2 separate regions of the Mus musculus genome follow, and region 1 is linked to region 2. Evidence: chromatin loops called from intact Hi-C (ENCODE). Cell type or tissue: heart. All regions are shown on one strand.

The links. Hi-C counts contacts between places; a loop is a spot of excess contacts. Peaks named below come from ENCODE experiments on the same cell type or tissue, not always from the same donor. Only the 100,000 strongest peaks of a DNase experiment are listed, where the experiment ranks them.
Region 1: it touches region 2 in a loop (5-fold over the local background); 10 of 42 quality-filtered maps call a loop at or near these places.

What each region holds. Positions count from the first base shown.
Region 1 is chr6:31,281,503-31,289,502 of GRCm38, forward strand. The region is part of intron 2 of 2210408F21Rik (RIKEN cDNA 2210408F21 gene); the gene reads left to right. Among named protein-coding and RNA genes, the nearest start is that of Gm38782, 42 kb to the left of the region's middle. In heart, no CTCF peak of the experiment used is centred here; DNase peaks (open chromatin) are centred at 3,859, 6,339, 7,079, 7,679 and 2 weaker places; H3K27ac peaks cover 759 bases.
Region 2 is chr6:31,215,397-31,223,396 of GRCm38, forward strand. It overlaps Lncpint (long non-protein coding RNA, Trp53 induced transcript), which reads right to left and starts at 3,078. Exons shown (of 4, transcript NR_110471.1): 1 at 2,678-3,078. It overlaps 2210408F21Rik (RIKEN cDNA 2210408F21 gene), which reads left to right and starts at 4,955. Exons shown (of 6, transcript NR_040262.1): 1 at 4,955-5,123. In heart, a CTCF peak has its summit at 1,130; DNase peaks (open chromatin) are centred at 1,135, 1,445, 3,025, 4,965 and 5 weaker places; H3K4me3 peaks cover 4,400 bases; H3K27ac peaks cover 3,257 bases; H3K27me3 peaks cover 4,775 bases.

The sequences.
Region 1 (8,000 bases), 66 kb after region 2:
TTGCCACTCCCCATTGTATCATTGGGTAAGAGAGGGACCAAAAACCATTCCATTGCTGAGAACGACAGCCTTCCTAACACCACCAACACCACTGCCATGTATGATAAAGAAAATAATCAATAAATCAGCACATTTTAAAGCCACCATGTCTCCTCTTAGGTATTTTTCTTCTGGACTGACTGTGAAAGGAACTTGACTTCCTACCAGACTTTGGGAGACATGGGAAAGTTTGAGACTAGAAAGAAAAGTGTCTGTTGAAAACAGAATTAATTAGGCAAAAATAAAGCTGTATAAACTTGCTATCAGGTTTGAACATAAAACTGTATTTCTATATAGCATATAGCTGCTAATAATATCTGCTGTAACTGAAGCTCTAGGAGCTGAGAATGTATGCTTAGTGAATGTAAGGCCCCAGCTTCCTTTCTGGTACTAAAGACAAAGGACGGGTGGTGTGTATGCCCCTAATCCAGCACCCTAGAGGCAGAGAAGGGCAGATCAATGGAAGTTTAGAAACAGCCTGGACCACCTAAGAAGTTCCAGCTAGCCAGAGCTACGTGGTAAGACTGTCTCAACTGTAAACTGGCTTTCTGTTGACAGTTGTTGAATGTTCAATGATGAGTTTGGAAGTTTTGTTTGTTTATTTACTATTTTTCCTATCTTCAGGAGTATTTAACAGACAACTGCTTTAGATTGATGAATTCCTCCCTAAAGGGGGTTTTATAAATAAATTTATCAGTATTATTCAAAACTGGCCCGAGTTCAATATGTTAACAGCACACTTCAAACCTGTACACAAATCTAATGGCTCATGCTTTGGTTGAATTGAAGAGAGTAGACTCCTATAGTTTCATAAGTAGCGTTTGAAAATAAACATTGAGCTATTTCTGTGAGAAATGTAGTTCTTAAGCCAAGTCAGTGGTTCTGTAGCCGTCTAGTTTTTGACCATTTTATAAAATCTAGATAATCTTTCGTGTTACTTGGTTTGAGAACGAGATGGGGAACCAGGTGTAAACTCATCCCTGGAATACAAAACTTATTTATTTCCTTGTGTCTCTTTCCGTTTTGGTTTTGTTTACTTGTTTTTCTAGTTAAGAGAGCAAGAATCCAAAATCTACACTTAGCATTTTCTAAAATCACTTAAGAACGATCCATGTTTGAGAGATTTCTAATGTATCCTATAGAACTCTGTTATAAACAAGCATGCTGTCTTTGCTAAGAATAAATACAGAACAAGGACTATAAATAAATGGTGTGTTCTAAGAGGTCGAATTGTAGTGTCGCCTCTGTGAAATTTCTCACATTCTCTGCTGGCCCGGGCTTAGGGAGCGGTGATACGGGCTTAGGACTTCTGTATCCACAGAGTGTGCCTTGACACAAAAATATGCATAATCCCTCCGTAGGGTACAATTTTCACAGGTTGATAGCAGCACAAGAAAGCTTCTGAAATAGAAGTGGGGTCTGAACGTATTTGTCCCCACGAGTCCTGGGTGATTGACATGCTAGTGTGCTTGGTGACTTTTGGGGGTTGGGTTGCTTAGATTACAATCAAATTTTAAGGTGACCATGGGGTGAAACACACACTATCAGGAAGACATGAAGCGGCTTTACTACTCAAATAAAATTAAATTCCAGGAAATAAAATCCTTAAAGGGGCTGGTTGAAGAGAAGAGAGAAGACAATACCTTATCATTAAAAATCGATCAGATACTTACTAAGTGCGTCTCTGAGGATTCCTTACGTTTCAGCCACTGGCAGTTCTTGGATTACACAATACTTTCACATGCATTATCTTATTTGATCTTCTCAACAAGTAGGGAGGCCAGAGAGGGATCTAAGGATGAGGAAATGGCATCTCAGACTTAAGTGCTCCTGAAGACGGCCACGGAGCACGGGCAGGTGTTAGGGGGGTTCCTCCAAATACTTTGTCCTCTGTCCCTCTGACCTCCACCAAGTACTGTGCCATATTGTCTGAACAGAGGACTCCAAAGGAGAAAGATTATGTTCTCAACCCTCAGGGAGTTTATGGTCAGTTGAGAAAATAGATTTGCTAAGCAGAAGACTTTAAATTGTTAATCTGCAATCTGGATAAAATAGGCTGTAAACACAGTTGAGCTATTTTAATGGGAAGGTAAAATGCTATAAACTCTACCCTGTGCCCTGAAAATGAATACAGATCAAATGGATGTTTCTAAAGTTTTCCAGCCAGGCCATCATTGTCTTTGGGAGAAATCCTCAGCAGGAGGCAAGCCTTGGGCTGGTACATGGGAGCATGAAGATACTTGGTGTTCGGAGATCTTACTGGCTTCTGTTGTGTTTCGTACTAATAACTAGAAGCCTATGGGAGGTCCTCTTGGCCACTGTTCGGCCCTTTAAACCATTAGAGAGGCTCCAGTTTTAAGGGGAAGATTACCTGCAGGGGTTTCCAACCATTACCTGCAGGGGTTTCCAACCTCTTGACATTGCAACATCAACATCAGCATCTACAATGTTGTAGGCCACATCTGTAGCTGTCTTGGATGCATATAACCTATGTTTGCCAAGCTCCTGATTGTCCCAGAAGCAAAATTCCATGCTGCGTCTCTGTTGTTGTCTTTTCAGCAGCACAGGCCTGTGCTGAGATGAGACAGCTGTGGTCCAATCACAGTGTGTCCCTGCTTTTGTCTGTCTCACTGCGAGGTACAGTGTCTGGGAGGCCCCGTGGGGACTTGCCAACGCTTCAGCGAGCAGCTGGCCATGGTGATTTTACAAAAAGTGCCTAGCCAGGTTCAGCAGCCTCTTAGACAGTTCCAAGATCGTCTTCCAGATGCTCGTTGGTAAAGAATCCGATGGAATAGGCCTGCCTAGGGATTATGCCATAAGGTTTTGTCTGCTGTCAGGGAGGTCTTAAACAAACCACCCTCTCCCGTTGCAGCATGTGGGCTGTTAGGCATCATGCTGAGTAAACATGTTAACAGGAAAACCATTGGAGGTCCCATCAGAGCAACCCACCTCTCTACACTGAGCACCTTCGAGCCCACGTGACACGAGCCTGTTGACGATTAAGCCCGAGTATGCAGCCATGCCCGTTGGACCACTCTTAGCCTCAGAGTTTCATTCTTTGACTTCCTCTTTGAGGATGGAAATGGATTTCTGCTGAGTCACTGCAGCCTTCCTTTCCTCCTGTGGTTGTAAACACAGCCTCTGGAACTGGCTCTATCGCACACTAGCTGTGCAACCTTGGGAAAGTTACCAGAGAATTCTTGACGCCTTCCGTTCCTGATATGTGGCACCTATAACAGCTACCTCAGAAAGTTACTGCCCGGTTTTGGCCCCGGGGAGAGCTGTGAACACTGTGTGAGATGTGTTCTGGGCTGTGTTATTGTTTGCTCTTTGCTGCTGTTCCTCTTGCTGCCTGTTCCGAGTCTGTTCCGGGTACCGCAAGAATGAGAAGATAAAGTAGGTGCCCTCAGTGGGTATACAGTATATATGATAAATCACCGTGCATCTTCTTTGCTCAACAGGTGGGAGGAAGTCACAGCATCTACTTCTGAATCTGTGCTTGCCTTGAGGAAAAACGGCATGGCACAGGAATGTGGACGCTTTCAACCAGAGGATTCTGTACGACGGTGTCGGCACACAGTAAGTGCCGAGCACCATAGAAACGGTTTTTCCGCTTTAATTGTTAGGCTGGCAGAATGAGTGCTGAGACCGAGCATGTGGCCGGAGGTTGAGGGCGAGGAGGTGGTGGTGCTCCTGGGGACGTCTTCCAAGAGGCAGTATCCTTGAGCTCGGCTCTGATCAGTGAGTAGGCGTTAGCCAGTAAGAGAAGAGGGCTAAGAGTGTTCCAGGCAGAAGGAACATTGTGTGCAGAGTTAGGGAGGCGTGAAACAGCACAATACACTCGGGGAACTCCAAGCAGGCAGAAGTACGAGTGGCGCCCCATCCTTACTGAGACATACAGCGTGCGTTTGTTAAATTAGTATTAGAGATTGGAGGCTGGGAAATGTAACGTTGCTTGATCATTCGGGCCTGTAGCATTAAGGAGGAACAACCATTGAGGAGGAAGTGGCTAAGAGGCTTTTAATTGTTCCCTGTATACGTGCTCAGTGCTGTCTTGGATCTGCATCAACCACTCCTTTTTTTTTTTAACCCCCTTTCCTTTTTTTTTAATTTTATTTTTTATTTATTTATCTTTTTGCTTTTTTTTTTTTTCCAAAATTGAGATAAATTTTCATGTAGCCCAGGCTGGTCTCATATTTCCTGTGTAACCAAAGATACCCTTGACTTCTGTCTTCCCTGCTTTTACCTCCAAAGTGCTGAGATTACAGGCCTATGCCAGCATGCCCAGTTTTATGCGGTCATGGGGTTCTAGTCTTGGCCTTTGTGCAAACTAGGGCAAGCGTTCTATCCACTAAACCGTATCCTCAGCCCCTTCTTATCCTCTTCTACGGGAAGTAAACCCTTTTCCTCCAGAATGACAGAGATGAATCCGAATGGAGAAGCTGGGGTCCCAGAATTGGTACCAACACTTCTATGGGTAACACATTGCTTTAGATCAGAGGTCAGCAAACCCTGTCCTAAAGGTCGGCCCCAGTGCAGTGCCCTGGCCTAGGAGTCCATCTACTAGGACAGTTCATCCCTCTGTACACATTCGCTCATCCTCCTACAGGTTGGCCTATGCTCGGCCAGTAACAGCAGGTTCAAGAGAGACACTGGAGGTAGGCCCTTGAGGCTCGGCTTGGACTCAGCACAGTTACTTCTGGTCCATTCTGATAGCCAGAGCCAGAGAGAGGCACAAAGCCAACCTGGATTGGAAGGGTCCAGCATGCAGCCCCAGTTCTTGATCAGAGCTGCTGCAAAGCGACTCTGCAGACAGCAGGGAGACTGGAGGGACAGAACCTGGCCGTGTTTGAAATCCCAAGCAATCGATCATACTCTGGAGCAGCACGCATCCCAACCACAGATTTTTTTTTTTAAATGTCGTCTCTGGGTCTCACGGGGAAAGATGTATTCATCATACCTGTCTGTTCAGCCCCCACCCACAGCTATGAGTCATCACTCTCTTCAACTGAAGGGACCATTATCCTCTAGCACATGACAGACACAGAGGGGGAGGAGAATGGGGCTCCTTGGTGAGGCCCAGACCCACATTCCTGCCCCTACCTGATGAATTTCACTAGGGAACCAGGCTCGATTTTAACCCATTAAAGACATAAAGCAAATTGTTATCCCAGATGAAACCAGTGGCTGAACTGAACATCCTTTGGGACTAATGTCTAAACAGACCTACACAAAATACTCTTGCTCATCACTCCGTGCCCCACTTAAATGCAGGTGGCATTAAAATTGGTCACTGATGTCTCTCTGTCTAGATGGGACTGAACCAACAGATATGGGACAGCTCCTTTACTCACTAGCTGTTGGCTGGTACCCCACCCCCACCCCATTATTGCTCTCTCTCTCTCTCTCTCTCTCTCTCTGTCTCTCTCTCTGTCTGTCTGTCTCATGTGTCCAGTGTGTGTGTGTGTGTGTGTGTGTGTGTGTTGTGTGTGTGTGATGTTTCTATTTCTTGGGGTACATGTGCGTGTGTGAGGAGGTCAGAGGTAAAACATGGAATGTCTTCCACAACCACTCTCCATGCCGTTTTGTTTTGTTTTGTTTTGTTGTTTTTCTTTGTTTTTGTTTTGTTTTTGTTTTTGTTTTTGGAGACAAGTTGTCTCTGATCCTGGAATTCATCAGTTTGGCTAGACTGGCTGACCAGTGAGCCCAGGGCTCCCCCCATCTCTGCCTCCCTGCCACTGGGGTTAAAGATGCATGCCATCATGCCTGACTTTACAAGGGTACCTGGCATCCAATCCCAGGTCCAGATGCCTGCACAGCAAGCATTCCACCAACTGAGCCACCTCCCTAACCCATGCTCCTGCTCAGCTTGTCAAGATAGGGTCTCACCCTCTAGACCTGATTGGTCCCGAACTTGTGGCAGTGTTGAATTTATAGTCAGGGGCCGCTGTGTGATTTTTTTTTAAAGTTTCTTGCCAGAAATTCATCACTGTTATCAAACTTGTTTCAATAAAGAGTGTTTAGTATAAAGAACAAGGATGTCAAAAACCCTTCATTGCAGTCCTTTCCCTGGTGCCAGGGGATGGCAGAGCACAGAACTCATAGATAACACTTGTTTGTTAAGAACTTCCTGAAAGGTGACAAACAGAAACCAAACTTTCAGTCAGACAAAAACCACATGGCTTAGGTTTGAGAATATTCCTTCTGTTCCAAAGCCACTCAGGGGTCCTTCGGCGTCTGCAGGAAGCTGACGCCCTGACACCAACTTCCATGGAGTTGCTGCTGTTGAGACTTCTGTAGGAACAGCATTCGTGGGTGGAAGGAACATGCCAGATCTCAGGGAACTATTAGATGCCTGTTGACTCAGGCGGCAGGACCAGCTGTGAACAGGAATGTATTTTTACGTAGCTGCAGTGGAAAGGAACAGGCCTGTTGAAATTATTGCCGAGGTGGGGACAGAACCTGCTGGGATATTTGTGGAAGGTTTGGTTTATGGGGGATGAGGAGATAGAGCTGTCTCAGGAGGTACAGCTTGAAGATTCTAAATTCAGAATTAATGCTGGGCATAATGGCACATGCCTTTAATCCCAGCATTTGGGAGGTGAAGGAAAGGGGATCAGGAGGTCAAGACCAGCCTTGGCTACATGAGACACACACACACACACACACACACACACACACACACACACACAGAGAGAGAGAGAGAGAGAGAGAGAGAGAGAGAGAGAGAGAGAGAGAGAGAGAGATTTTGATTGATTTTCTTGGATAGGTCACATGATTGAATGATATAGCTACCAGGTAAAGTCCTTTCAAAATTAGACCCCAACAAAGATTTCTTTCTCTCATGTTTCTGTATCTCCCACCCACCTTAGGAATGTCTTTTAAAAACACAAATCCTGCCAGCCAGCTGCCCCTGGAAAGAAGTCAAGTGGGATGACTTCCTGTTCAGGGGGAGGGAGCAGGGGGTGTCACCTCTGCTGCCTCTCCTCTCCTCTCCTCTCCTCCCAGCTCTTAGGCAGCGCGCAAAGATCTTCCTTCCTGCCTGCAGAGGAAGCCCATCGTGTTCTCTTAGCCCTACCTTGGCATTCCTTGATGTCTTTAGAGAAGCAGATGACCCCGGCTGAGCCAGACAGTCAGCAGAACAGCAGCTCTCGATGCTGCGTTTGGAAATTTCCATTCTTTGCTTGCAGCTCTGAAAAAAAAAAAATCTAAAGAGCCCAGTAGCTGGGAAATTTCCACAATGGAAAATTTTAACATATTCTTTAGCTCTAAACTGTGCAGGTTTATAGACATTATTTTTTTTTCTTTCTGGTAATTTCCTTCTTTAACAACAATTTATGAACATGGTACCACTGGAGCTGAGGGAACAGGAGGGCAGGGTGACCTAGGGGGTGGGCATAGCTTGCTTAGCAGGAGGCTGCACTATATAACGGTGTGACCGCTCAGAGCACCACCATCCTGAGGCCCGCTGGGTGGGAACTCATCCAAGTCGAGCTCACTTGCCCGGGAGCACTGCAGGGAAATCTGTGTAGAGCCTTGAAATGGAAAATGCACGGATACAACTTGGGAGCCTGACATGGTGAGTCACGTTGCCAGCAAAAGCAACCCTGAGCAGATGATGATCCCTAAGACCGCTGCTTCCTGAACCTGAACTTAAGCTGTAGGCTCTGATGCAGTCAGTTGAGGGTGGGAGCTAGGCTGCATTACCAACGGATGCTGACCATCCAGGTGATGCTGATGCTGCCCTTCCTGAGGACCACGGTGTGCGGCATAGCAAGACCTTCGTCAGCATGCAGCCAGTGCCCTGCTGGCTGAACACTGCCAGAGGGTGGCTGGAGGTGAGCTCAGGTGACAAAGTTGAGGTCTCAGAATGGAACTCAAAGTCCTCTGGAGAGATGCTCCATGTCAATCTGGATAAAGAGGCTCCTTTAGAATGGAGGGGGTGCACAGCATTGCCAGAG
Region 2 (8,000 bases):
ACTATGTATGAGGGGATCCACCTGTTAACTTCAAATTGCTAAAATCCCCCCCCCCCACAGTAAATACTAGAATCAGTAGCCTGAAGGCACTAGTGAATTTACCAAAAGGTGGTTCTCCTTTCAAACAAGGGAACCTTTCCAGATAAAGCTGTAACAACAGAAATCCATGTACAGAAATTCGGGCCCTCGGGCTAGTATGCACTATTCCTAAACTGTTCGCAAAGGTGAAAGGTCTCTCAAGCAACCCGGAGTAATGGTTTCAAATATGAACTCTGGGGCCTGCTCCCATGAGCTCCCGTCAGGGAGTCCTCAAGCTCCACCTCTGCCAGAACCTCCTGTACTTCCATTCCCCCAAAAGTAAAAACTGTTACTCCTCCAGGTTGTCGCCATGTTTGCGCAGTCATCCTGTCTGGCACATAGAGGCCCCATTTAGTGAGAGACCGACATGTTAACTATTGGGGCTATTTTTCATTCTTCGATGCGTAAATACAGATGACTCAACATCTAGCCTACCAAGCTGGCTACCTATCAGTTTTTATTCTTACTGCGTCACAATTACTGGAGAAGAAGGAGGTGAAGAAAATGGCCCTCAGTCCAGACTCTATTTGGATTTCAGTTCCCTAGCTATGAGAGTGGGTATCGGGATTAATTCTAAAGCTCTGGGGTTGATTACACCGTGCAGCCTGGATGAAGAGCTAGATGTAGGTACTTCTGTGTCCACTGATATAACATAACACACCTGGGAGGACGGTCTGCTCGATCCCTCTGTTGAGTCTCCGGCCCGGAGGGGATGGGGTGGGGGGGACAGCCGACTGGCAGGGATGCTGTGACGACGAACCCAAATACTGCTCCAGGGGAACAACTGCGACCAGCCCCACAAGACTGTACCTCGCGGTAGTTTTCGAACTGTTCAGGGTCTGCGACCCTCCCCCGTGTCCCGGTCGCCGGCGCCCAGCCACCTCGCGGCCGCGGCACGTGACTCGACACGCGCCAGCTGCACGCGGGCTCCATCAAAACAAAAACAGAGGAGGCGGGACGGGCGGGGACGCGCGCTCGCCCGCTCGCGCGCGCTCTCGCCACCGCAGCTCGTCCGCCACGATCGCGCGCCTCCGCCCGGCCGGGGGCGGGAGGGCAGAGGGCACCACCCTGTTTACCGCCCGGGCTCGAGCCCTGAGCCGGAAACGGTCTCCCGGGAGCGGGCGCGTGAGTGCGCACCCACCCGCGGCGCGGCTCTGCGTGGGCAGTGAGCAAAGGGCCACGGCGGCTGCGTGTCACCCCCGTCACGACTCTTGCTACGCACTTCGCCCCCAGCCTTCAGCTCGCGAGCTGCCGCGGACCCCTCACGTGGCCGCCTCCTCCCTGACACGCCGTGCCGAGCAAGCCGTGGCTGCGGACCCAGGCGCTCCGGAGTCTTGTCCCCACCCCGCCTCGGACGTCACCCGCCTCGGACCACCCAACCCACACCTTCCGCCCCGGGCGCGCGCGGGAGGGGGTAGATAGCTCCAAGCTGTCAGAAGCCTACAGTGTGTGCCACATGACGAAGCTCGCCCTCGTCCTCGACACTCACGCAGCAGCTTCGCTGCGAGCTGAAACAGACATATTGGGGGGGGGGGACCTGTCTTGATTTTTCTCTTGGTTTTAAAAGCAACCCCCCCCATACATAAGCGTTAGACTTAGCTCTACCTACGCACTCGCTTTGCCTCCCCCATGGTCTCCTACCAAATCCAAGCGACTTACCAAATCCAAATGCCCACCCTACACACCTGCTAGGTAACCTGCCTTCTGGAACCTCAAAGCCCCACCCATCCCGCCTGTGGGGGCAACCTGTGGTGGGGGGGAGTGAGGCAACACGATTAGGTAGTGATAGAGAGGGGGGACATACAACCCCCCATCTCCAGAGCAAGAGGACGCATCCTGCTTCCCTCCGCCAAAATAATAGCCGAAGTCAAAGCTCCGGCTTCCCAGGGGCTGCCTCTCCCCCCACCTTCCCCCTAGAACCAAAACGTCGCGTCCCTCCCAACCGCTCGCCCCCAGCCCTTACTTCTTGTTGACGGCCGAGGTGGGGGGGCGTGGGAGCCATGCATGAGTTGCCTCTAGGTTCGGGATGTTGGTCTCCTCTGAGTGAAGAGGTGGGATCTCGAAATGGAAACAGTCCTCCCTCCCCCCCCCCAACCCCCCCCCGCCGGTCCCTCCCCTCCTCCTCCTCCTCTTCGTCTGTTTACCTCAAGTTTGAATTTTATCTGCGCAACATTAGCTGGAATGCGGACATTGAAAAAAAAAAAAAAAACCACTCGCTCTCAACCCGGCAGCAGCTCCGGAGGAGCCATGTGGCATCAAGCCACCGCAAAGGGGAAAAAAAAGTGCTCTTAGCAACACAAACATGGCGAAATAGCTCCGACATGCCCGTTTCACGCAGCAACCCTACCTTCCTTCGCTCACCCGCCGAGCATCCTGGCCCGCTGCCTCAGGCCCCTTGTGGGGGACCGTAAGGGGGCCCCGGGGACTGCGAGGGTGGACGTCAAGAGAGTCCACCGGGAAAATAGCACAGATGACGCGCCAACCCATCTGCCTCACCGAGAGTGCGGGGACGCTTTTTCCACCCCCAAGGTGGGAGTTGAGCACCAAATCCTGTCCCCAAGTCCTGCTGGACCCGTTTTCCCCACCCTAAAGAACTTACCTTGAGGCTGAACACTACACCGCTTTGCTCTCTTTTCTGGTTCCTTCCTCTGGAGTGAGGAGGAAAATGATGCGCACGTAGATTCCGAGAGCGTATTCTTCTAGAATTTTCCCATGATGGTTGGTGGGGAGCGATGGGGACTCTGAGACAGGTGCGGGGCTGCCGGCTAAAAGTTGCTCAGCGCACCACGGTGGGCGACAGGGTCCCCGGAGCGGGCGGAGGACCCCCACTCTCTGTCCCTGGCGTCGCCCACTTGTCACGCCAGGCTGCTGCGTGCGCTCGGCTGCAGAGGAGGTGGCGTAGTTTCTCTTTCTCCCACCTCTTCTCACTTGTTTTGTAGCCGTGGGCTCCCCTAATGCTTTCCTCTCCACAATGTTGTTTCATTATATCATGTCCATCATGTGACACCGGAGAGGCCTCTCTATGGAAACTTAAAGGGGCTCCCACGTGACTGCAGCAGCAACAACAGCAGCAGGACCGCCGGCGGCGGCGGCGGCAGCATTTGTACCACCACCCACCAGGAGCCCCTCGAAGCATCCCGAAGGGGCTTGTGGCGCTGCGAAAGCCCAGATAAGGGAGCCACTGCATCCGGGAGCTATGGCGTCGGTGCGTGCGTGGAGCCAGTGCTCATTACACAGCAAGCGGAACAGGAGCGTCCTTAAATCCTTTCCTGCAGTCACCAAGCCCACGCTCTGTTAAAATGACATTTCGTGGTTCCTACTTTATTTTCCCCCAAGAGCTGTGAGTTCCCTATCAGGCCTGATTAAATTTTACAAAGTCAAAAAGAAAAGCCAGATTTGCCCTCTCAGTGAGCTCACTCGCAGATCGTTGGTAGAACAGAAATGCCCAGAAAATAACAACCAGAACCGGGCATTTGGTCCATAATTACCATCACTACCAGTTTCGGAGCTTTCTGGAATTACATTCCTCCGGTAACTGTTGATGATGCTCTCAAGAGGCAAAATGCAAGGCAGTTTTTCTCTTCCGCGGCTATATTAGGGCTTTGTTGCTGACAACAGTAAAAACTTGTTTGTGTCAGGAAGTGAGGTATGAAGCCATGACCTGTAAGGTACAGACAAAACCAAAGTGGCAGTTTGGGCACTACTTTTCTGACCACATTCTTCCAAATGGTGACAAGATGACTGCCATAAAATGCGTGCTTGGTTGGAAATAAGATGATCAGGGAAACATGCTTATCCCTTAATCATACTGTGCATGCTACACACTAGAAATTATATATACATATATATGCGTGTGTGTGGACAGAGCGCAAACGTGCATTTTCCTGATATTCCAAACCACCAATTCTGTCCCCACTGCTAGCATTTAACTTAAGTATTAGCGTTTAAAGGCTTATTCGTGTCTAGTGATGTATGGAAACTAAGTTTGAAGTCCTTAGTCTTAATGACTTGCAATGTATGTGTGTGCAAGGTGTGTGGGGGGGGGGGTCTACTTCGAATCGCAATTCTCTGTCTCTACATTTTTATGTACCATGGAAAAACATCCTATAAGTAAAATCTATGATTAAATTGCTATTTTTCTGTTGGTTCACACTTTTCCGTCTTTATAAGGAAAACGGGGTTGGCAGAATTGTGGAAAAAGGATAAGAAAACACTAACTCAGTAACTGAGGAGTGGGATGGGAGAGGACCAACATTCCGGCCTGGCCTTGATTATCCGTCTCTCTCCATCACTTATGAATGCATTAGGTCTCCCTCTAATTCTAACACCCATCCTTATGGCCTTCTAACCTCAAGTCTAATTCTTTCATCCTTTTAACCCTCTTTTGCCTGGACCGCCCAGCTCAGGCTCTTTGCTTATGTACCCAGCTCAGGCCTTCCCAAATACTTAACCCCACCACCACCAGCAGCAGCAGCAGCAGGAAGAAGCAGCTGGTTCTCTTCTCAGCAACCTTACCCCCTTACCTCTCTTTGACCTCCTTTAATCTCCTCCACAGCCTGGCCCTTGACTTCACAGATTCCTCTTACCTTTCTTCACCTGAAATGGCCTGCCCTTTACTGGGGTCTCCTTTACCCCTCCTCTCTGGTCCCATCCCTTCTGCGGGCGAACCCCAGCATTCCTCCACGGCTCGGCCTGGTCAGCTTGAACCACATTTTGTCGGCTTGCCCTGGGCAAAGAGGGAGTTTATGGTGGAAAGTGGGTCCAAGACTACCCCTGGGTTAGACCCCTGCCTTGCCCCATCCGCTCCTCCCAAGCCCTGGTTGCGGCGCTTCCTGGGCGGATGGTTTGGACTTGCTGCTGCAGCTGCGGTTCTGCTGTGTCATGCAAGAAGGAGGCGGCGGCGGCGGCCGGAGCTGGAGGGGGAGGAGGGGAGGAACCTGATCCTCGGTAGCGAAGGGCTGGAGGCAAACACCGAGCTCCCCCTGAGCCGCCTGGGAGCAGGGAGGGTTCTGCTACCCTGAGGGGCCCTCCCCGCGGGGCAGAGGGTAAGTGGGGAGGCGCAGGTGGTCGCCTTGGGAAGGGAGCGCGCAGGGGGGTTAGGTGGGACGGCGGGACCGCTAGGAGCTACCCGAGCCCCAAGGAGTCAAGTGTCCGACTAATAGGAGCCCAGGCTATAGAAGAGTTGGTCTGCCAGTAGCAGCAAGAACTATTTGCCTAATGACAGTTGTCCTTAGCCACACGGTGGGTGGAGTTGTAGATCCCGAACTCAGGACCCATCTAAAGGCAATGATTCACGGTTGCAGGAACTTAATCCCAGCAGCCCTGGCGCTGTAGGACACCCTTGAAATGAAAAGGCCAACACACCCCAGGTTCCTCTAGCCTTTCTGGACTTTCTGGGTTGTCTTCTTCAAATCTAGGGGAAAGGCTGGGAAACTGGCCCAACCCCACTTTAGCCACAAAAATAACGCTCTTGGCCGGTGGCCCTAGACAAGCAGCCTCTGGTGCAATTAAACAATCAATAGGAAAAAGCCCACCCTCCTCCCTTCTTCACCAGCTCCTTCCACCAAGGTAATTCATGGGGCTTAAAGGAGAAAGAAAATGTGGTATATGTTGCCCTATCCAAGCTGTCAGTCAGTCTGCCACTACACAAATGGCCACCTGTACACTCCAGGGTTCACCCTGCCTTCAGAGGGATGCTTGTGAGAGACACAACAATACTGCTCCAGGTAGCAAGAGGAGACCACCTTAAACTCCCGACAATTTCACCTCCATTGCCCCTTCTCCCCCCTCCCCCGCCCCCCAGGGGAATTGGAAACCTAGACTTGAGAGCAATGAACTGTAGAGACAGGCTGGGCACATAGGAACACTGCTCTTTCACCTGCCCGCAGTTCTCAGGACAGCAATTATTGTTATTATTATTATTATTATTATTATTATTATTATTATCTTATGTTCCTTTCCATGTCCCTCCTGGAAATCTCAAGAAGCACTTTCTGGAACGTTTTAATGTCAGTCGTACATTTAGAAGTAGGGGTTGAGGGGATTAACGGAAAGGCTAATGACTGTCTCAAAAGCACATGCGGTTGCTAGGGAACTCATGCTCGTCCCTGCTCTCTAATCACCAGTGCGTTCCAGGGAAATCAAACTGCTCGGGGTGTTATTAAAATGAACGGCATTTGGTTGAAGGCTTCTTTGCTTATGTTGTAGCATCCTGGATTGTTATCGATTGCCTCACACCCACATACCTTGTTTTCCTAATTTGATTTCTGTATTTGCGTCACTGCCAGGGACACTCAGACTAGACCAGTCAGGTTCACTTCCTGTTTCTCAGAACTGGTTTATATTTGGTCTCTGTGCTCTAGCTGGTAAGACATTATCACGCTGATCCTCTTGGAAAGGAATCTTTGCTTTCCGTTGACAACAAATTATCCCAATTAAATGCTAATTCTCGTGGAAAACGTCATTGTAGGAGGGTTAAGGCACTACTGGGATACTTTATTAGCCATTTGAGAAAGCCATTCTTAACATGTAAAGCAAGAAAAACCCATCCCCCCTCCTGCCCCCCCCCAAAAGAAACTTCATTCCCCAGCTTTGGAACTAAAACAAACTCAAGAAGAGAAAATATTTAAATATGATGTTTCCAAAATGAAGCATACAGAAGTACACATTGAAGCTGGAGGAATCATTTGACTAAATAAGGCGTAGAATTGAATTCATTCCAGGCCCAGGAAGGACAAATAAGCGTGGGTTGGCATTGTGGCCCGGAGAGTACAAAGTGTGACTGAGAGGCTACTTTACAAATAGGAAATCCCATCACCTTGTGAACTAAATGTCTCCTTTACTGATTCCCCTATGTCCCTGATAAGGCAGCCTTGCTTTTTATATTTTTGCTTCGAGTTCCTTCCTCTTTATAACAAGAATATCACCAAGGCAATAGCAGAAAGATAAGACTATGTAAATAAGTAGGTTCTGATGGAGATAATTTGTTTGATGAAAAATAAAGCACACATGGCATTGAAGAAAGATTGGTTTCCACTTCGGTGCACAGAGGTGAGCTTAGGGCAGCCATCTTGGGTCTTTGCATGTCCGTATCCCAATGGAAGCTTCTAGAGATCTCAATGTTGATTTCAATTTTAATTTTTAGCTGTTAGATTTTTTTTTAAATGTACATTGGTGTTGTGCCTACATGCCTGTCTGTGTGAAAAGACATGTATATCTGCATAAGGGTGTCAGATCCCCTGGAACTAGAGTTACAGACAGGTGTGAGTTGCCATGTGGGCTCTGGGAATTAAATCCGGGTCCTTTGGAAGAACAGCCAGTGTTCTTAGCCACTGAACTTTCTCTCCAGCCCCTAGCCTTTAATGCCTAGCTATAAAGATTGGGAATTTGGGGTGTGGGGTGCTCATGTAAAAGGTGATTTATTGTTAATACATTGAGTTTTAATGTCAGTTGCCACATAAGTAAGATCTACCTTGTTTCCTATGCATTTCTTCTCTCTTCGTCTTGTAGTGGTATAGAAGCAACAGACTGAAAGGTGCAAGAGTTTGTGAGACTAAAGACCTCAGTTAACTCCAGATGCAATTAACCCCTAATGCCTCCATCATCAAAGTGGAGGGATGATGGAGGAAGGATATTCAAAAACAGTTATCCATTGGATCCTGATGAAGCCAAACATCTATCTGTGCACGCTTTAATTAGCAACAGATAGAAACACACCCAGTTGTAATGTAGAACCCCTCAAATTCAACACATTAAAAAGAATAGTGTGGAGAAATATGAGATTTGTGCTGGAAAGAAAAGTCCTGACTTTGAAACCCAACTCTGTTACTCAATTCATTATTGAGTGCTTGCTGTGGCCCTAGAAATACAAGGATCAATAAAACACGGCTAAGATGGCCTGCAGGATCTTCTACCGTGAGGAG